Linked DNA regions of Homo sapiens: region 2 is linked to region 1. Evidence: read pairs that join two places in POLR2A ChIA-PET (ENCODE). Cell type or tissue: endothelial cell of umbilical vein. All regions are shown on one strand. Each heading gives the region's core, and the rest is flanking DNA. Links, peaks and the distances in the headings are about the cores only.

Evidence for each region. Peaks named below come from ENCODE experiments on the same cell type or tissue, not always from the same donor. Only the 100,000 strongest peaks of a DNase experiment are listed, where the experiment ranks them.
Region 2: POLR2A ChIA-PET joins it to region 1 with 5 read pairs; 2 of 35 experiments call an interaction of 5 or more read pairs at or near these places.

Annotation. Positions count from the first base shown.
Region 1 is chr5:64,724,116-64,735,051 of GRCh38, reverse strand. SREK1IP1 (SREK1 interacting protein 1) reads left to right here. Exons shown (of 5, transcript NM_173829.4): 4 at 6,873-6,945; 5 at 10,479-10,936. The coding sequence ends at 10,668. Among named protein-coding and RNA genes, the nearest start is that of SHISAL2B, 39 kb to the right of the region's middle. In endothelial cell of umbilical vein, for the core only: no CTCF peak of the experiment used is centred there; no DNase peak of the experiment used is centred there.
Region 2 is chr5:65,256,498-65,267,433 of GRCh38, reverse strand. It overlaps ADAMTS6 (ADAM metallopeptidase with thrombospondin type 1 motif 6), which reads left to right. Exons shown (of 25, transcript NM_197941.4): 13 at 4,472-4,617; 14 at 6,771-6,834. Among named protein-coding and RNA genes, the nearest start is that of ADAMTS6, 220 kb to the left of the region's middle. In endothelial cell of umbilical vein, for the core only: no CTCF peak of the experiment used is centred there; DNase peaks (open chromatin) are centred at 4,683 and 5,063; H3K27ac peaks cover 1,644 bases.

The DNA.
Region 1 (10,936 bases), core at 5,530-10,529:
TCTATAAAAAACCAAAATGTTACATCATACTTAATGATAAAAGACTGAAGGCCTTCCATAACATAAGAAACAAGGCAAATATGTCCACTCATACCACTTCTACTCAACATTCTGCTGGAGATTCTAGCGAGTGCAATAAGGTATGAAAAATAAAGGCATCCAGATTTCAGGAAAGAGTTTAAAACTGTCTTTTTTTGCAGATGAAATGATCATCTATGTAGAAGTATCTACAGAATCTTTCAAAAAAGCTTCTAGAACTAATAACTGAGTTTAGCAAAGTTGCAAGAGTCTACAAGATCAGTTAGCAGAAATCAATTGTATTTCTGTACACTGGCAATGAACAATCAAGTTAAAATTTTACAGATATCTTTTATGGTAGCATAAAGAATGAAATACTAAGAATATAAATCTGACAAGGTATGCAAGACTGAAACATATTTTACAAAATATTGTTGAGGGACATTAAAGAAATAAGTAAAGATACGCTATATTCATTGAGTGGAAGTTTCAATTTTAAAAGAAATGTAACTTCTCCCCAAGCAGATCTATTAAAAAAAAAGGAATCACAATCAAAATTCCAGCAGGCCATTTGAGAAACCGACAAGCCAAGCAAGACCTTATCTCTAAAAATAAAAATAAAAAAAATTGACAAGCCAATTCTAAAGTACTTGTGGAAATGTAAAGAACCTAGAAAAGCCAAAACACTTTCAAAAGGATTAGTAAAATTAAAAAACTAACACAACCTCATTTCAAGATTTATTGTAAAGCCACAGGTAATCATGAAAGTGTAGTATCGATGTAAAGATAGATCAATGGAACAGAATAGACCCATACATATGTGACAATTGATTTTTTAATCGAAATTTTTATTTTGAGAATATTGTAGATTAACATGTAGCTGTAAGAAATCACATAGAGACCCTTTTGTCCCTTACCTGGTTTCCCTCAATGGTAACATCTTCGAAAACTACAGTTTCAAAGCAGGATAATGTCTTTGATACAGTCTACACAGAACATTTCCATCACCACAACGACCATTCATACTGTCTTTTGATACCTACATCCACTTTTCTCTTGCCCTCACCACGTTCCTAAGCCCTATAAACCAAAACTTTGCTCTCTATTTTTATAATATTGTCATTTCAATAATGTTTTGTAAATAGAATCTTACAGTATGTAACCCTTCTGATGAGCTTTTTTCACTAATTATAATTCTCTACAGACTGACTAATTCGTTATTTTTTATTTCTGAATAGTAGTGTATGTTATGGATATACTACTGTTTGTTTAAGTATTAAGTATTTATCCACTGGATTGTCAGTTTGGGGTTATTATTAATAAAACTGCTATAAACAGGATTTGGGTGAACGTAAGTCTTTATTTCTATGAGACATATGCCCCACAGTAAAATTGCTGGGTTGTTATGGTAGTTGTATATTTTGTTTCCTAATAAACTGTCAAACTCTACAGTGGCTATACCATTTTACGTCCCTACGAGAAGCGTGTGAGTGACTAGCATTTGGTGTTGTCACCAGCATTTTTGTGCTTAGCATTCTAACATGTGTAGTTATAGCCCATTGTTGCTTTATTTACATTTTCCTAATGGCTAATGATGTTATACATCTTTTCATTACTGTTGAATGTTGAGTTCTGAACATACATATATGTGTGTGTGTATATATATGTGGGTACATGTGTATATTTTGTATGTTCTTTATACATGTTGATATTCTTTATACCATTCTAGACACTAGTCCTTTGTCAGATACCTGTTTTGAAAATAGTTACTCCCAGTATGGCATTTGTCTTTTTTATCCTCTTACCAGGTCTTTCACAAAGCAGTAGTTTTTAATTTTGATGAAGTCCAATTGATCAGTTTTCCTTTTATAGACTGTGCTTTTGGTGTCAAATATAAGAACCTTTGCCTATGCATAGATCTGAAAAATGCTCTTTTTTTTTTCTAAAAGTTTTGTGGTTTTAATTTTACATTTAAGTCCATGATAAATTTTGAGTTGATTTTTATGTAAGCAGTGAGGCTTGATCTATTTTGCCTATGGGTGTTCAGTTGTTCCAACACCATTTCTTAAAAAGTGTCTTTCCTGCATTAAATTGCTTTGCTTTTTTTTTTTTTTCCCCAAAAAATCAGTTGGTTCTATTTGTGTGTGCTTGTTTCTGGATTCTCTGTGCTGTTTCATTGATTAATGTGTCTTTGCCTCCACTAATACCACATAGTCTTTATTCATATAGCTATAAAATAAGTCTTGAATGGGGATACTAATTCTTCCCACTTTATTCTTCATCAAAATTGTTCAAGCTATTTTAGTTCCTTTTCATTTCCGTAAAAATTTTAAACTTATGACTATATTTACAGAAAGCTTTGCTAGGATTTTGAATAGGAATTGCATTAAATGTGTATATCAGTTTGGGGAGAATGGACGTCATTACTTTGTTGAGTCTTCTGATCCATTAACATGGTATGTCTCTTTATTTAGAACTTCTTGGATTTCTTTCATCAGCACTGTGTAGTTTTCAGCATATAAGTCCTATACATCTTTTATATACTTTTTTGGAAAATTATAAATGATACTGTATCTTTAATTTTGTTCTCTGCATGTTCGTTGCTAATAAAAATAAATTGATTTTTGTATGTTTATTTTTTCTTCTTGCTGAGCTGATTCTGGATTTTTGTAGACTCCTTGGGAATATCTGTGTAAATTGTCAGGTCATTTGCAAATACGAACCTGAGCTGATAGAGTGTTTTGTTATTTCCAAGTATTTCATGTAATTGAAATAGGTGAGCTTCAAAAATCATTTATTCATTCTGCTTGAATAGTATAGAATCTCTCCCAGCATTTCATCACTTGCATTGTTTTAGTACTTCTCTCATAATGGAGAGAAGTTTTTCAGGACAAATGGCATTGACCAGTTTTCTAAAAAGCTGTTGGCATAACTGACAAAATCGTGGATACTAGAAATAGAGATAAGTAGCCTATAGCACTGATTTGTACAATTTCTGAGTCTCCAGATGTACATTGTCATTGGATGTGACTTTTTAAAAAATGCCTTATTTCCCCCATCCTGTTTTCTTCACTTTGCCTTTAATCATTTTTTCCAACTTAGTATGCCAACCATTGACACCTTAGCTGATAGCATGCAAGAAAGAGGTGGCCAGCACCACAACCAGAAAGGAAGAGAGAGAACTGAGAGCTGGAAGGCATTAAAAATAGTTCTTGGAATTTCAAGACTGCTTTCCTTCTTAATACATTTTATCTTTGGTCTGGCCATTATTTTTTTCCTTAATTACATTTTTAGTTCTCTAAACTACATACTTCTCACTGATTGTCTTTAATAACTCACATTTTTTATATGTTCAAGACATCATCAACATATTGTCTTAGCAAAATGCCCTTTTGAGGCTCCTGTCATTTGGCTTTCCTGCTTCTTCCCATTTTTATTGTCGTCCTATATCTAGTTCAGGCCATTCCTCACAATTATTTTAAGATTCCTGTCCTCTTTTTTTTTTTTTTTTTGAGACAAGGGCCCACTCTGTTGTCTAGGCTGGAGTTCAGTAATGCAATCATGGCTTCTGGAATCACTGCAGCCTCAAACTCCTGGGCCCAAGCAGTCCTCCGCCTCAGCCTCCAGTGTAGCTGAGACTACAGGCATGTGCCACCATGCCTGGCTAATTTTTTTTTTCTTTTATAAAGACATGATGTCACTATGTTGACCAGGCTGGTTTCGAACTCTGAGTCTTATGCGATCCTCCAGCCTCAAACTCTCAATTGTCTTATTTTTCATCTCAAGTCCTCTCATTGTTCTTAGAGACATTCTTAGATGACCTGTGAATGACCTGACAACACCCTAACTCATCTTCTCCACCTTATCATTGAAAATGATCTTTTCTGTCTCTTCACCTTAGCCACACATTTCCATGATTGCACCCTGGACCTTGTTCTCAGCCTCCAAAATTAATGGCATACACTGTACGCTTTTTACTCCAAGTTCTTATCTTTCCAGTTTATTTAATGTAAAGACCCTCAGGCTATTGACCCACCACTTTCATTCAGTTAGTCTTCCCCTTATCTAGCTTAGATTCCATCATAGTTATCACCATTATTCTTTTGCAAATATCTGTAACTGCCTTACTCCTTTCTTTATCTTTTACCCTTATCTAGCAAAACCCCAAATATGGATGAACCTCTTTGCCTTCTCTATGCTGATCCCCTTACAGCAGTGCAAAGGTGAAGAGGCAGACTGGTGTTTCTATAAATTCATGATCCCTAATCTCAGCTTGCATTTATTTTTGCAAGTTCACTCCACATACTTATTTTATACCTTTCCCACTTCTCCCTTCCTCCTTCGGCTAATGACTCCCTCTTTCATTGACAAAATAGAAGACACCAAATGAGAGCATCTTAGCTTCCAATTACTGAATCCACAAATTTGCATATATATATATCCATCTTTCTTTTCTTTCCTTCAGTTAAAATGGAAGGACTGTCCTTCCTTTCGAAGGCATGTCCTACCATAATTGCTATGAATTCTTTTCTTCAAGAATTTTATTCCTTCAGTTATCCCCTCTCTGCGTCATCATTTCAATCAGCATCAATTTTTTTTCGTTTTTCCCATTGTTCTTCCCTAGATCCTTTGCATCCCTGTAGCTAACATTCCATTTCTCTGCTGCTTTCTAGCTAAACTTCTCATCAAAGTTATTTATTCTTACTTTCTCTACCTTTTTATTTCCATTTGTTTTTCAGTCCACTTGTCAAGGTCTTTAAATACTTTTTGCCAAATTTATTTGGCGTTTTTATATCCACATTCTACTTGGCCTTTAGGTACTATTTGATAGGTAGCCCCTCTCTTCAACATTCCTACTTCTTGGTTCTGGTATTCTTCCAACCCCGTGGCCCTTCTTTGTCAGTCTTTTTGACAGCTCTTCTTCTTGCTCTTCTCAGCCCGTAAATGTTGGAGTTCCTCAAGATGCAGATAATCTTCCTGGGCTTTACTCCCTGTATTTTTTTCTCATCATTCTCTTACTAAATGATTTTATTTATTCCCCATAGTTTTAAATACTATCTATAAGCTGATCAGTGTGTGTGTCCAGACTAATCTCTAAACTTCAGAATCACATACCAAACTACCTACTTCAGTTACCTACTTGGATGTCAAACAGGTCTTTTAGATCTCAAATGTCTAAAATTGAAATCTTTACTTCCCACCCACAATTGTCCTTCAGGCTCCTACCCACTTCCCACCAATCCACATTTTAATCAGTGGCACTGCTAAAAACCTGGTGGTCATCCTTGATTCCTTTCGTTCCATCATCCTTCGCACACACATATCACCTCAGGACACCATCTCTGGCCTGCACTACTCCAGTTACTTTATTATTCCCCTGCCTTTTCCCCTTAGCCCTTTCCAATTCATTTACCTTGTAAGTCTGCCGATCACACAGTCCGTCTCACTTAGAATGTAAAATCCTTACTGTTGCCTTCATGGTCTTGAATAAGCAAGTTCCTGCTTACCTCTCTGGCCTCTCATTTCATGGTATTCTACATGTATTTATGATATTGTTCATCTGTTCTCATTCATGTTCATTCTTATTCATAGTTGCCCCTCCCCTTCTATCCGCAACAACCTCTTCTTAGTTTCTAGAACGCACCAAACTCTTTTTGCCTTGGAGCTTTGGCACTAATTTCCTCTTCCTGACATGCACTACCCTTGCTGTTCACTTAGAATGCTATCTTTGCCTGTTAATTTTCTTTCTCACCACTTAACTATAAGTTCCCTGTGGGCAAGGATCATGCACAGCAAAGACCCAGTACATAGCACAGTACTTGACACATAAGCATTTAGTAAATATTTGTTGAATAAATGAAAGCGTGGTCAATAAAAATCTCCTAGGATTTTATGAGACAAACTGATGTCTATTCTTTACCTTGCCAAATAACCCCAAGGCTTCCTCCCGAGTAGCTGGGAGTACAGGCTCCTGCCGCCACGCCTGGCTAATTTTTTGTATTTTTAGTAGAAATGGGGTTTCACCATGTTGTCCAGCCTAGTCTCGAATTTCTGACCTCATGATCCACCCGCCTCGCCTCCCAAAGTGCTGGGATTACAGGCATGAGCCACCGCGCCCAGCCTGCTTTTTCTTTAAATATACACAAGTTCTGTCACCCAGAAATACTTCTTATATGTACAAAGATTTCCATTGCTTATTGTTTCTAACAATGAAAGTAGAAATTGATAAAATATGGTTAATGGGAACACTTCTGTGTTTAATAATGATATATATTTAATGACAAAGATAAATATCTGCTATGTTAAGTGAAAAAAAAGCTGCAAAATATATGTGACAGTACATTTTTCAAAGGCAAAAAATACTTGGAACTTATATGCAACTATGTGTGTATGAGTAAATGTGTGTGTATTTGGTTTTATATAAAGAATGCCTACAAGAATACACACCAAATAGTGTATTTAAAAAACAAGTTAGAGAATAATACATATTGCATGATCCTAATTTTGTTGCAAAATAAAATTTTAAAACTGTGCACTGTTGTAGTGTTCTGCTTTTTAAGGGCCAAACAATACCCATCAAACCACTGGCCTTGATTTCCTATGGGAATTAGAGGTGGGGTACTTGCATTTTTTTACTTGATGGACTTAGTATTTGAAATGTTTATAAAAAACATTTAATACTTTTATGAGTTTTTTAATGGATAAAGATAATTAAGAAAGGGGAAAATTATTACAAAAATTATCCTAACCAGTGAAATTCACCAACAGCTAAAATTTTAACATATATACATGCCATATTAATATATAGAATCATATATTAACCAGATTTTTTTCTTCTCACCTCTCCCCCACAGGAATAAATGAAGAAGAGGAAAAGAAGAAAGAAAAAAGCAAAGAAAAAATCAAATTGAAAAAAAAAAGGAAAAGGTATTTTTTGAACAACATTTTAAAAAACAAAGCAGGCCTATGAGTTTAGGATGGATTATAAAATTTTATTTTTTGTGTATAATAGTTAATTTAATATTTTTTCTTCAACAACTAAGCTTTTCATTGAGCTTAAGTTTAAACTCTTAATATATATTTTGTCTTCATATACATGAAATTGACTAAAATATTTGTATTCTTGTAATATTACCATGGCTAATAAATTAACTTATTAATAGAATTTAATAGAACTTGTCATGCTGTCCAGGTGCGATGGCTCATGCCTATAATCCCAGCACTTTGAGAGGTCAAGGCAGGAGAATGGCTTGAGCCCAGAAGTTTGAGACAGGCTTGGGCAACATAGGGAGACCTCATCTCTGCAAAAAGTAAAAGAAAAATTATCCAAGTGTGGTGGCATGTACCTGTGTTCCCAGCTATGTGGAAGGCTGAGGTGAGAGGATTGCTTGAGCCCAGGAGACATGATCACACCACTGTACTCCAGCCTGGGCAACACAGCAAGACCCTATCTGCCCCCCGCCCACCAAAAAAAAAAAAATATATATATATATATATATATATGTAATTATATGCACATACACACACCTTTGTATTTATATGTATTTAGCCTGACAGTTTCATATATATATATATATATGGTGGCTGATGAGGGTTGTGAAAGACCTGAAGGAATTTTTAGCATCACAACTTCCTTCCAGTCTTCGGCCACCTGTGCATTTTTACTATTAACTCTTTTAAAAACTAACTGGTTAAAGAAGTTATTGAAAGTAGTAAGTGGCCACTTCTCTTGTTAATGCGTGCAGTTTCATTCATACTAGCATAAATTTGCACATACAGGCATTTTTTAAAAGCACTTAACCATAATTATTTCTAGTTTAGACCCAGTTCTCATACAGAATAGGTTGTAGAAACCAGGGGCTGCCACTTTGTAGTTTTTATAGAGCATTTAATACATGTATTTTAATATTTCAGGTATCTTATAAATTGGAAAAGTAGCCCACTTTCAAGCGTTAGGAGTTAACTAATAATCTTTAATATAAAAACAAATAGGAATTTAGAGCTCAGGGTTTTCTGTTAATGTATTATTAAATCATTTATTCTAGCACAGGAAGATGGATTGCTCACAGGAAATGATATCTGATAGTCTTCCAAATTCTAATACAGATAGTTCCCAATTTATGTGGTTTGATATGATCTTTCAACTTTATGATGGTGCAGTAGAAATGTACTTCAAGTACCCATACAACCATTCTATTTTTCACTTTCAGGACAGTATTCAATAAATTACATGAGATATTCAATGCTTTATTATAAAATAGGCTTTGTGTTAGATGATTTTGCCCAACTAGAGGCTAATGTAAGTGTTCTGAGCATATTTAAGGGCAGCCACGTTAAGCTATGATGTTCAGTAGGTTAGCTGTATTTTGTGTATTTTCAGCTTCAGATAGATTTATCAAGGCGTAACTCCATCATAAGTTGAAGTACATCTGTATATTTCTTTTTTTTTTTTTTTTTTGAGACAGAGTCTCGCTCTGTTGCCCAGGCTGGAGTCCAGTGGCACAGTCTCAGCTCACTTCAAGCTCCGCCTCCCGGGTTCACTCCATTCTCCTGCCTCAGCCTCCCCAGTAGCTGGGACTACAGGTGCCCACCACCATGCCCGACTAATTTTTTTGTATTTTTAGTACAGACAGGGTTTCACCGTGTTAGCCAGGATGGTCTCAATCTCCTGACCTTGTGATCCGCCTGCCTCAGCCTCCCAAATATTTTTTATAGTAACAGATTATTTATTTGGGCCTCTTTACCTTGAGCATCACAAACCTGAAATTAAATTAACTTTTCTGTGCACACTTAGCAGAGATAGTGCCCCCTGAAAGTGTTGCTATGCCACAGCCTGAAATTTTGCCTTAAAAAGGAGACTTCAGGCCAGGCACGGTGGCTCACTCCTATAATCCCAGCACTTTGGGAGGCTAAGGTGGGTCGATCACCTGAGGTCTGGAGTTTGAGACCAGCCTGGCCAACACAGTGAAACCCCATCTCTACTAAAAATACAAAAAAAATTAGCTGGTGGATTACAGGTGGGTACCTGTAATCCCAGCTACTTGGGAGGCTGAGGCAGGAGAATTGCTTGAACTCGGGGGAGCGGAGGTTGCAGTGAGCCGAGATCACGCCATTGCACTCCAGCCTGGGCAACAAGAGTGAAACTCTGTCTCAGAAAAAAAAAAAAAAAAAAGAAACAAACAAAAAAAAAAACTTCAGGACCAAAAAGCTAAAGAAAAAAGTGCAGGCAGGGAAGAAGCTTTAGTCAGAATCCAGAGGTCAAGTCAAACAGGGTCTTTAAAAGAGGAAAATAGACAAGATTTGAGAATAACAACTGAAGAGGCAAGGGTGCAGGAGAATACATGAGAAAATAAGCTTTAACAGATGATTGGAAGTCTAAGTAAGTAGACAAACAAGGAGGAAAAAGGAACACAACATTACAAAAATAAGGGAAAACTCGGAGTCACTAAAGGAGGAAGGCAGTCAAGGAATTCACACACTATACAGACACAAAATAGCCTTGGAGCCCTGTAGTCTCCTGAATTTACATTGGCACCTCCTTTATATCCGTCTCAGATTTTCTTAGTTTGAGTTTTAACTCCTAATATTTAGATCACTAAACTAACTCTTTAGATACCTTTGTTTACATTTTAAATTAACTCAGTTTCTGTCTTGTCACTCATATTTTGAGTTTGAGTATAGGTAGAATGTTGCACATCTCTTTAAGTAAGATCTTAAAAGATAGGGTTTTCTGTTTTTTTCTTTTTCTTTTCCTTTTTTTTATGAATATTAGAGGAAGGAATTGAACCAATTTTTTCAATTTAGTATTAGAGTAATATTTTTCAAAAGCACAATGATAACCCATCCTTTTTCATTTATATATAGCATAAAAGCATCCTTTTGTAACTAATGAAAATTATTTTGTAATGCAAGTATTCATCTGTATCACTCTCCGTCTAGAGGGATCAAGTACTTGAAAAATCAGAAGAATTACCAAAAGTGCTTTTATTTTGCTAACTTTCAGCTTTCATTCATTCATATGAACGTACAATTATAGCCCTTTAAAATAGAGAATTGCAACTTTTGAGACACTTTTAAGAAAATATGCGAAGTTATTGTATACACAAGTGAATATAATAAGGCTTGGTGAATGCCCCTTTGTTTGCCTTTTAGGATTTTGAATGATATGACTGCATGAAAAACCAAAAATCACAGAAAAATAATTTCATCCTTATTGACTTTAAAACTCATTACATTAGTATTGAGTGGAATAGATACTAGTTTTGTTGGTTTCTGTGACCAAGCAGCAAAAATTCTAAATTCATCGTTTTAAGGGAATGCAAATATATGAAGCATTTTTTAAGTTTATGTTTATACTCCCTACCTTACTCCAAGAAGAATTTAAGGCAGTTCAAATCCCACTTAAATTTATCTATCAGTCATAAATGCAATTCTCAGTCAGTATGTATTATTATCCATAGGTCTTACTCATCCAGTTCCACTGAAGAGGACACTTCAAAACAAAAGAAACAAAAATATCAGAAGAAAGAAAAGAAAAAAGAAAAAAAGAGTAAATCAAAAAAAGGGAAACATCACAAAAAGGAAAAAAAGAAGAGAAAAAAGGAAAAGCATTCTTCTACACCTAATAGTTCTGAATTCTCCAGAAAGTAACTGAGACTTTGGCTTAAGCCGTTAAATTTAAAAATTTGTTTTTAAAACGTGTTTGCCCTTCCTTGGAATTTGCTATATATTATGCTTTGCAATAAATCACAGCCTTTTCCATATAGACATTTTTCGTATTTGGGACCATTATCCCTCTGGCAATATATTTTTAATGTGCTGTAACTGTAAAGTATTAAATCAGTCTTGTTACTTGATAGCCATGCCCCAAGTATAGCTATTTGTGTATACTAAACACATCATTTTTGGTATTTGTGTC
Region 2 (10,936 bases), core at 1,978-6,977, 540 kb before region 1:
AGATTTTATTCTTGGAAAAAAATATGATGGCTTCACTTCTTTAACCTTTATGAATGTGGTTAAACATACCCCAATTAGCAAGAAGAAGGCCAAATTTATCCAATTTATCCGGATAATTTAGACTAAAGTAACATGACTGTTATTTAGAATAGTCCAAAATCACTAGATTGGATAACCTTTGAAAATAAAGATTAGAAACTTGTTTGCATCTACATATTTAACTTTTCTAGTTTAAAACGTAAAGTAAAATTCTATCTCTCTGTAAATAGAGCTTTTACAGGTTTGGTAACTTCAGGTAAAAGAAAGAGTAAAAACAGATGGCACAACACTCAGAATCTCATTATTATGTGGTTATAAGATTTATATATTCCAAGTTGCTTTATTTGGTGTAATCTAATTATTCTACTCATTATTTACACACATTAAACTCTTAATTTATATTGATTAATGCAATCAGCTAGAAGAGTCATTCAAATCACTTGATCCACATGAAGTCCCCATGGGCTTCTTAAAGCCCTTTTGTTAATTAAATAAGTTTCTTCTCTTAAAATCATATACTACATTGATGTTTACTACTACCAAAGGAGAAAAGTAGCCATAATTATAAAGAGATCCATTTTTATAAATAACAAAGGAGGAAAACAAAACACGAACACTTCTGCAGAGATCAAAATCAAACAAGTTGTTCCGTAGGTTTTTAACTTTTTTGAAGGTATGTATGCGTTGAACTATTTTAAAAGTTTCCCTAATCTAAACCATATTGGAATCAAGAACTAAAATTAGTTTCCATTTTATAGTTAAGGAAACAAAAGAGAAGAAAGAAAAGTGACTTGCTTTGGATCAAAGATATTGCTAGAACTGAAGTTTGTAACATAAAGTCCTACACAGACCAAAGTTGTTAACTTGTTAGCTAGTTAACTAAGTTGTTAACTAGTATTAAATTAGAGACTACACTCTTGTCAACTGCTAGGTGACTGATACTTATATTACAAATTATTTACCCATTAATGTTTGTTACTTAACTTTCTGATAAAATTACCTATTATGATATAGCTCCATGGAATAGATATAACCAAAGCATGAATTTATGCAGTATAAGGCCTTTTAGCAAACCATTTATGAAATACTACTGTTGTGTAGACTTTAGTGATGAACACTGAGCAGCATTTTACGAAGTGAATATTGTATTTATCATTTACCTAAAGAATGACTTTAGTTCATGTGACTTTTCTCACTGCCCTACATTTTGTGAGCATTCTAGAAATGTGTAATAATATTAATAAATACTTTGGAACCTACATCTTTAAGTATTCTTGTAGCTCTCACAATTCTTTTGTCACCTGACAAATGAAAAAACCTGACTATTTTTTCTCTACAAATCATAGGTATATACAAAGAGGTCTGAAATAACGTGTATCTACAGCTGTGTTTAAAAAAAAAACTCTAGTATTATTTTGTATTTTATGTAGTTATAAAAATCCAGTAAAGCATGTTATTCTTTAATGTCTTCAAATACATAATCATACACCTCCAATGGATTTTTTTTTACCACTAATTTTTTTACGTATTTTAGACAGATAATCCCTTTTCTACTAGTATGTGATCTTGGGCAAGTCAATTCCTTTAGGTTCTGGTGTCCTCATCTGAAAAACTGAAGTGCTTAGGCCTTATGAATTCTGAAGTTCCTTTGAGCTTTAGATTCAACTCTGTGATTATATAAAATAAATGTAAAATCAAGCTTTAATGTTATTTGAAATCAATAATGCTAAGTTTCCAATTTGAAAAAATAGGCATGTTTTAAGATTTGAAGTTTCTGAAAGTGTCAGTTCTCATTAATTGCAGACAGGGAAAAAAAAAAGCAGTTAATTGCTGGCCAGGACTATACTGCTCAGTTATTTGCATAGGAAAACTGGGTGCAAACATAAATATTTTTACACACAGTTACTTGTAGTAAGAAAACCACAAAACTGGAGATTATTTGGCCAGATGTTGTGACTTTTGTATAGGTGCAGATCTGATGCAATTAACATATCACTATAAAAATTGTTCTTCAAGACCAACTAGCTAAGTCGTAAGTTTTCAAGTGGAACATTTTCTCCTTCTCAAGTATACATTATCAGTAACCCTGATCACAGGGTTGATACTATATTATTGGTTTAGCCAGCTGCCTCTTCTTCATCATTCTGAACAGATGATCTTTTTTTCTTCATGATAATTTTTATTGCTCAAAACTCAATAATCTTTCTTAATATCCTGTTTTAATATATATCAGACTTAGGGTCAGATATTCTTCCCTACAGCCAAGGAAATGTTAACTTCCTCTTGCCTAATTTTTTATAGACAAATAATTGCTCAGCACTGCTCTAAAAAGTCCGTTATGCTGTTACAACTAGCACAGCTCATTGATTGTCAATTTGGTACCATCTACTAGGAAACAAATATGAATTTGGTTTCTTTACCCTCCAGTATCTCCAGTTCCTTCCTGCCATGTGATAACCAAAATAGGACACAATTCCTTAATTTAACTACTTATTAATTAATCTAATTAATTTTTGTTGCATACATACTATGTGCCAATTAATTAATCTAATAAATTTTTGTTACATACACACTACATGCCAAGTGCTATTCTAGGCATTCATTGTTTCCAATAAAACGTTTTGTGGTGATGCAAATGTTCTGCATCTGCTCTGTCCAACATAGTAGCCACTAGCTACCTGTGGCTAGTGGGTCTGAGGAACTGAATTCTTCAATTAATTTAAATTTAAATAGCCACAAGTGACTCTTGAGGCTTTTACATTACAAAGAAGTAATTTGATAAGTAAACAGGGCAATTTAAAGTAGTGGTAAGTGGTAAGAGGGAACTAAAGCAGTAGGACAGAATCACTGTTACATGGTCTGGGAGCAGGAAAGGGTATTGAGGTATCATTTTAGAATGAGGATGGTCAAGGAAAGATCTCTCTGTTGAAATGACACTTGACCTGAGACTGAAAGATGAGAAGACAGCAGTAGAAGGAATTGGGAACAAAGCATTACTAGAAGGACCAGTAAATTCAGATGCTCTAAGGAGGAACAAGATTAGTGTATGAAGGTGGAAATCCAATGTGTCTGGAGTAATCTGTGTAAGAGAGAGAATGGGGCTGAGGAAGGAGGCAGGGGCTAGATCACTAAATCTACTGTTGATCAGTGTTATGGAAATAGGAAACCACTGAGTTTTTTTAAGCAAAAAGGTGGCATAATGTGATAGCATGTTTTTAAAAGATCTTTCTAAATGCTCTCTGGAAAATAGATTCTAGGAGAAAAAAGTAGAAGCACAATGATCAGGTAAGAAGCTACTCCATTTGCCAGTTTGATCTAGAGTATAGCGATGAAGAAGGTGAAAAGTAAAAGAATTCCAGGGATATTCTGGAGATAAAACCAACAAAGCTTGGTGATAGAATTAGTATAATAAACTGATCACTTTCTAAGTACCACATCATGATCCCTTTTCATTTTAATATAAGGTTGAATTTTTATTAAACAACCTAACATTGATGACATTTGTTCAACTTTGCTGATAACCATGTTCCTTATTGTTATTCATATAAACAAATGACTTTCATAGTAGCATTATTTTGGTGTGTCAAAGTTTGATAATTTGAAAAATGCATCAACAAAAGTCTACAAATGCTTGGTTTAAAAAAGACTTTCATTTTGCCATATTCTGCAAATAAGATTTATCATGCTAGAGTTATGAGTTGATTTTGTGATGTCTGTGTCTCAATAAATTATTCCTGGCTTTCTACTTAGGTGCAGTATGTGTGGTTTATTACGGAGAGTAGAGCTGAGCAGAATTCCAGTACATATGTTCATGTGGGGGCCATACACATGGCTAGTCAGTGTATACAAGGGTTTTTTTGTACCCAGTCCCTAATGTCTTGGCATTACTTTTATTATGTCTGCAGTGCTCATGTAGATGAAATGCCACAACACATTCTTTTACTATTGTAGCCTCAACCGGCTTTTTTTTTTTTTTTTTTAAGAAAGAGCAATTACCATCATAAAAATTCCTTACTGGGGAACCTTCCATATTGCGTTATCATTCCATGAGTCTAATAATAGTGAAATATAAAGAAAAATTTTAAATAAAATACTAAAATATCTAAAAAAGACTTTGAGGTCTATAGCTAGCTCTATAATGAGAAACACTAAAAGTCAAGAGGAATAGAAACAAGGGAAAAGAAGCAATGTGACTTTTTTTTAGAACTCCCAATACAGGTTAGAGGCTTATAAATCATGGTCTAGCTAAGATAATTCGCAAGTCACATGCACATTCACCAGTGTCTAAACACAGTTAGAGAACTATCTGTCTGTTATCAATTGGGAGAATGCTAATGCCTATAGTTGGTCAGTACCTGACCCTTATGTATTTCTATCCTGATAGCTCTATCTGCCTAAAAGCTAATTCTGTGTTTTCTGTGAAATCTTGCAGTGGTGTTATCAGGGAGATTGTGTTCCTTTTGGCACTTGGCCCCAGAGCATAGATGGGGGCTGGGGTCCCTGGTCACTATGGGGAGAGTGCAGCAGGACCTGCGGGGGAGGCGTCTCCTCATCCCTAAGACACTGTGACAGTCCAGCGTAAGTAGCTAAAGTAAGCCGGAGCCAACAAAAAGACACAGTTGGAAATGATTCAAAGCTGTGGTTTCACATGTTATCTGTAAAAACGTTTCGCTAGTGAGCCAAGTACTTGTCTTCAGAACAAGCCATAGGCACAGGAAAGTGGAGGAGCTTTGTTAGACAGACTTTCTTCTTCTTCCTTTCCCCTTATTGTGTAACCAAAAATAAAATGTAAAAAATAGAAAGTATTGTGTATCTGTCCCAGATAAGCCAGACTTTTAATCTAATAATAATCAGATTTCCTCCTCCAAAAACTACTGAATTATGGATGAATCCAGATCTGGTCTTAGCTACATTACTATTATTCCCAGGAAACCTAAGGTCTTTTCACATGTCACATAAAATTATTACTGCTACATCAGTATTAAAAGGACCAATGAGAGCACTTCAAGGGTTGAAATGCCTTGATTCGCATCACAAATCACAATGAAAAGAATACTGCCCATGTGTTAAAATAGTTTCCATTCATATGCCCCCATTAATCATCTTCCGGAGCTGCCACCACTTTTCTCCCCATGACTGTTTTATGCAGGTCAGACTGCACCTCTTCCACCACTGTTTTCTCCAGCCAGAGTCCCCCTGGCACAAGGCCAGCACCATCAGTATTCTTTGCTAGCTCTGTTGCTTCTCCCTCCTACCAGTGCTCCATGCCCATTACAGGTGAACGGTTCCTCTAGTTGTACTTTCTTGTCCTCCCTGAGACTAAACTGTTCTTTGGCTGCCGCATGTCAAGTGCCCATTTTTGTCTAGAACGCTGGTTGAGGACCTTCTTTCCCAGCTAGTATTTGATGGAGAATGATGTTATGATAACGGCTTTTCCTTTTTTTTTTCTCATTCTGAAATAAAAGATGGTCTATTTTTATTTTTTAGTTTTTCTCCATTTTTAACTCAGGATCCCTCTCTTTGGTTCCTGTCTCCAACTGTCTTTTTTCTTTTCTTTTACTCTTTTTAGCTTGTTTTGCTTTATGTTAGTTCTGTGTTTCCATTCTCCCACTTCCTATCAATTATTCCTCTCTTGCTAAACAGAGCTTCCTGTTACCCATTCATAAACCAGTCATGCTACCACCATCCCCACTATCTTGTTTTTGTCTGACCAACCCATTTCTCTCAAGCTGGTTCAAGCTGAGCCATTTCCCTTCCTTACTTAGAGTCAGCATTCACTGGCATTCAAAATATATTCAAAATGTAGCTTTAATGATCCCATTGATACCAGTGAGCCAAAATTATAATTTAGACTTGATCTTTTTAAAAAAATTACAGAATAACTAACGTAAGTTCAACTGAAAGCTGCTATAAATTAATCAAAGTATAAAAAACCCTGTGATAAATAATATACCCAGATACTTAAGGGAAAAAACTGGACCTCTTTTAAAAGAAGAAATTAGTTGTTTTTATCACTCAATGGTAGTATGCCCAAATAATAGCAATGGTTTTCCCTAATGTTAAATCCTTTAAAGATTAACTTATATTAGTCAAATATTTGACGTCTTACTGTTTCATTAATTTTGGTGAAATATAAAATATTTAGTATTTATATAATGCAAAGCCATCTGATTTTTAGATTTAAATTTTTAAACTTCATGGACTATTTTGAAATAAGATGGAAATTTGTTTTTGCATTATTCACTTTGAATGAAAGCTATTTCCAAGGAGTTATTTCATGTCTCCTTGCTTCCTGTCTGGAGTAAAAACAAACTTTCCATTTCCTAGTTGGTGAACATATAGCATCAGATTATGGATTTTGTTGAATATGATTTAAATGGCTTTTCATTATAAATAAGTGATTTTTACTATGATAATTAGAAAATATATTGATTCAATTGATTTTCTTGAGAATGTAAATCATGACAATTAAGAATCTTATAAATTACTAGTAAATTAATACAAAATTAATAGTACTATTAATAAAATTAATAATAAACTGCCTTAATTTTTATGTTCAACAACCATAATTATTGCTAACAATCACCAGCATGATTACTTTAATAATTAAAACATGTCAAATGATATATTTTTTGAAAGTAAACTTTAGTATGTTTTCATCAAGTAATATATATACTCTTTGTATGGACAGATGTATTAGTATTCACATTTTAAACACAATGTTTTTTCAGACCTTCAGGAGGTGGAAAATATTGCCTTGGGGAAAGGAAACGGTATCGCTCCTGTAACACAGATGTAAGTAAAACCAAACTCTGTTATGAAAAATTAGCTTACTCTTTCCCTAGAGTAGGGAAATTTTTTTAATTTTAAACTATTTGATAAGAAATACATGTGTGTGAAGGTCACATTAATTTTCTAAATTGTTAATAATGAATGGAGCTGGCCTCAGCTCCATCAATTCCATTAATAAGGGTCAAGGGGGAGCTCCAGTACTGGGAACAAGTATATTCTTCCCCAACAGATATCAAGAGAGGCACACACACCCTGAACTGCCCTGCCCCACACACTCACAACTTCAACACCACTATCTTTCTTGACTCCACAGAATTAATCTTATTATGCCCTTTATTCCATTTTATGTTTGCCACTGCAAGAAGCCCCAGACTCCTACATTATCCCTCATCCAATAGATAAGATGCTGTATATTTCCTCCTCTGTTCTGTTTTGTATCCCTGCCCAACTACTGAAACTTCTTCTGTACTTTCAGGAATTCAAAACCCCTAATACTCACTTCTCTGAATTTTCCTTCCTTTCACCTTCTTACTTTAATGGAAACTAGCTCTTCCTCTGAAGATATTGCTTCTCCTATAGTCTTCAAACTGGGTAGGCTTTTGTTTTCTCTCTTAGCCCTTGAATGACTGAGCCTCAAAGTGGATTGACAATGTTTATATCTCATTACTCCTCCAGATCACTCTTCCTCCCCCTATCTAAAAACCACAGCTTTTAATTAATGTCATTAGACTGTTAACATTTTCATGCTTTCCACCTCTACTACTGTCTTAATTCTTGGTGATTTTATAAATATGCAGATGATTGTTCACTTCTGAATTTTTTTCATAAACATACAAACATTCTCCTATCTGTAAACAAACAAACCAAAAAACCATGCTAGTTATTTTCCCATTGCCTTGTTTCCCATTGAAACAAAATTTCTCAAAAGACTTGTCTGTACTTACTGAATCCATTTCCTCTCTTCACATTATTTTTTCTAGAATTGCTCCTATCAGGTTTTTGCCTTGATCATTCTATGGAAATACTCTTGTTAAGTCACAGGTGATTTCCATGCTGTTAAATCTAATAGTCAATTCTAAGTCTTCAGCTTACTACTTCACTTTCAATAGGCTTCCGGGAAACTACAACATTTTAGTTGTTCTTTTACATTAATGCTTACTCCTCTTCCTCCTTCATTGGCTCCTACTCTTTTTGTTTGTTTGTTTGTTTGTTTGTTTGTTTGTTTGAGACAGAGCCTTGTTCTGTTGGCCAGGCCAGGCTGGAGTGCAGTGGCGCCATCTTGGCTCACTGTAACCTCTGTCTCCTGGATTCAAGCAATTCTCCTGCCTTGGCCTCCCGAGTAGCTGTATTACAGGTGTGTGCCACCACACCTGGCTAATTTTATATATATATATATATACACTTTTTAGTAGAGACTGGGGTTTCACCACATTGGCCAGACTGGTCTCGAACTCCTGACCTCAGGTGATCCACCCGCCTCGGCCTCCCAAAGTGCTGGGATTACAGGTGTGAGCCATCATGCCCGGCCAGCTCCTACTACTCTTTACTCTGACCTCAATGTTAGAGTACCCAAGAGTTAGTCAGTGGCCTGTGTCTCTGCTCTACCAATACTCCTTTCTTTGGTGATCTTATCTGGTTCCATTGCTTTTGTACCATTTATTTGCCATTTGACCCAAAATTTATATCTTCAGCCTGTACTTCTTTCATGAATTCCAGGTTCATATCTTATATTTAAATAGACTTTTAATGGACATCTAATGTTTAACATGTCCAACTGTTATCCCCAAAACATTTTCTCTACTCGTTCTTCCAGCAGTTTTTCCCATCTCAGATGTAACTCCATTTGGCTTACACCAAAAATCCTGGAGTCTTTCTTGACACCTTTTTCTGTCTCATAGCTTATATCCAATTCCTCAGGAAATCCCATTAGTTTTGCCTTCAAAGTATATGGTAGGTGCTGCCTAACTTCACTACTGCTGCTCTGGTCTAAGTTACCATTATCTTTCACAGGATTACTCTAATAGCCTTTTATGAGGATTCCCCTTTGCTATCCAGTCCTCGATATAGGAGGCAGAGTGAATCAGATTATCTTTTACTCAAAACCCCTCAATGGCTCCCCATTTTACTTAAATCCAAAGTCGTTACAATGGCCTGCAAGGTCTACACAATCTGGCTTTCATTACTTCTCTGAACTCATCTCTTACTATTTTCTTTCTCGTTATCTCTGCTCCAGCAACATAGGTCCCCTTCCTTAAACATGCCTGACATGCTCCTACCTTCGGGCTTTTGCAGTGACTATTCCCTTTGCCTTGTGTACTCTTCTCCCAAAATATCTGTGTGGTTAACTCTCTCGCCTCACCTTTACTCAACTGTCACCTTTTCAATGAGACCATTCTGAGTACTGAACTTAAAATTGCAACCCTCTCCACTCCCTACAACTCTAGGACTCCTAATCTTCCTTACCCTACTCTATTTTCTGCCCTTCTATCACCTATATAGTTGATTTGTCATATTTAATTCTATTAAAATTGTATTTTGGAGTATTTTGGAATAATTACATGTAGCTTCAATTATGATGATCTTTTAGAGTTACCAGTATTATTTATTCATTTGTTTAAAAAATAATTGAATGCCTATTGTATATTAGACCATGCTTGGGTGAGAAAGACAATCTCTGCCCTCAAAGAGCTTATAAATTTATTGGGAAATCACTTAGGTACAGACAATTATAATACAGAGTGGTAAGTGATATGATGGGATTCAGTATGGGATGCTATAGAAGTGCATAGAATGGCACCTAACCTAATTAGGGACTTAAGGACTTTGTCCCACAGGAAGCTAGAGACATGAAGGGCAAATCTAAGGAGACCAGAAAAAAGTGAAAATGAGAGCATCTTAGAAGGAAAATTAAGTGCAAGGCCTAGAGGCTAAGAAGTGTGATCTTTATCTTGGGACATTTGAAACCATTGAAAGAGCCTCAGATTGATGCTTTAGATGAGAATGGATTGGTGAAAGACAAGATTACAACAGAACAATAAATCAAGAAAAACGTAAGGATATTGGTAAGAATGATTGAAGTGCTGAGCCATGGGCTCTGCGCTAGGAATAACAGTGGAGTCCAAAGAGGGCTAACAGGGAATAAATTAAGGACCTAACTTAAAAAGCCATAAAAATCAAAGAACCAGAATAGTAGGAAATACAGGGTGAGAGAGATAGAAGGTGAGGAGATCAGAGAATGAAATGTATTTGAATTAAAGATATGACAAGTGAGAATATTCTCAATGATGACAAATCTGGAGTGTGGCCATGGGAGTGTGTGCCTAACTTGACTGGAGGTAAAGGAGTTCAAAGAACTTAAGTCTTGAGAGGGGGACCTTTAACATATGGATATTAAAGTCACTCAGGATGCTACTGGAACTTAAAATATAGGGTAATACTGTGAACAGGCTATCAAACTCCTTAATAAATGAGAAAGCAAGGCACAGTGGCTCAGGCCTGTAATCCCTGCACTTTGGGAGGCTGAGGCAGGCAGATCTCTTGAGTCCAGGAGTTCAAGACCATCCTGGGCAACATGGTGAAAACTTGTCTTAAGCAAAAAAAAAAAAAAAAAAAAAAAAGAGAGAGAGAGAGAGAGAGAGAGAAAAAGTGACCCTTATTTATTAAACCAGATAGGGGTGAAGCCAGATAGTGATTTGGATGAACGGTGTGAATCTCAGAAGAATGGAAGTTTTATATAAGGGTAGAAGAACTGAATACCTATCTACAATATATCACACTTTTAGGTAGAAGTGAGAAAAAATCAAACCCACCTCTCAATTCCCAACTCATTCCATTATTATATAATTGCAGGGTTGGGCGTACATTTAGACCCTAATGATATATGTATTATATACTGTAATGTGAATAATGGTAACAGGAAAAAAATGCCAAACATCTCAGCTTGTTGCATTTTATTCATGAGTTATATGTTAGATGTTCAGATTGTAGAACTTACTATTGGTGGGTTGAGATTTCTATTACTGTCTTTGTCTTCTGTTTCATCTTTCAGCAGATTATAAGGAGATACAGTTAACATAACTATATTATGGATACATATATATTTATG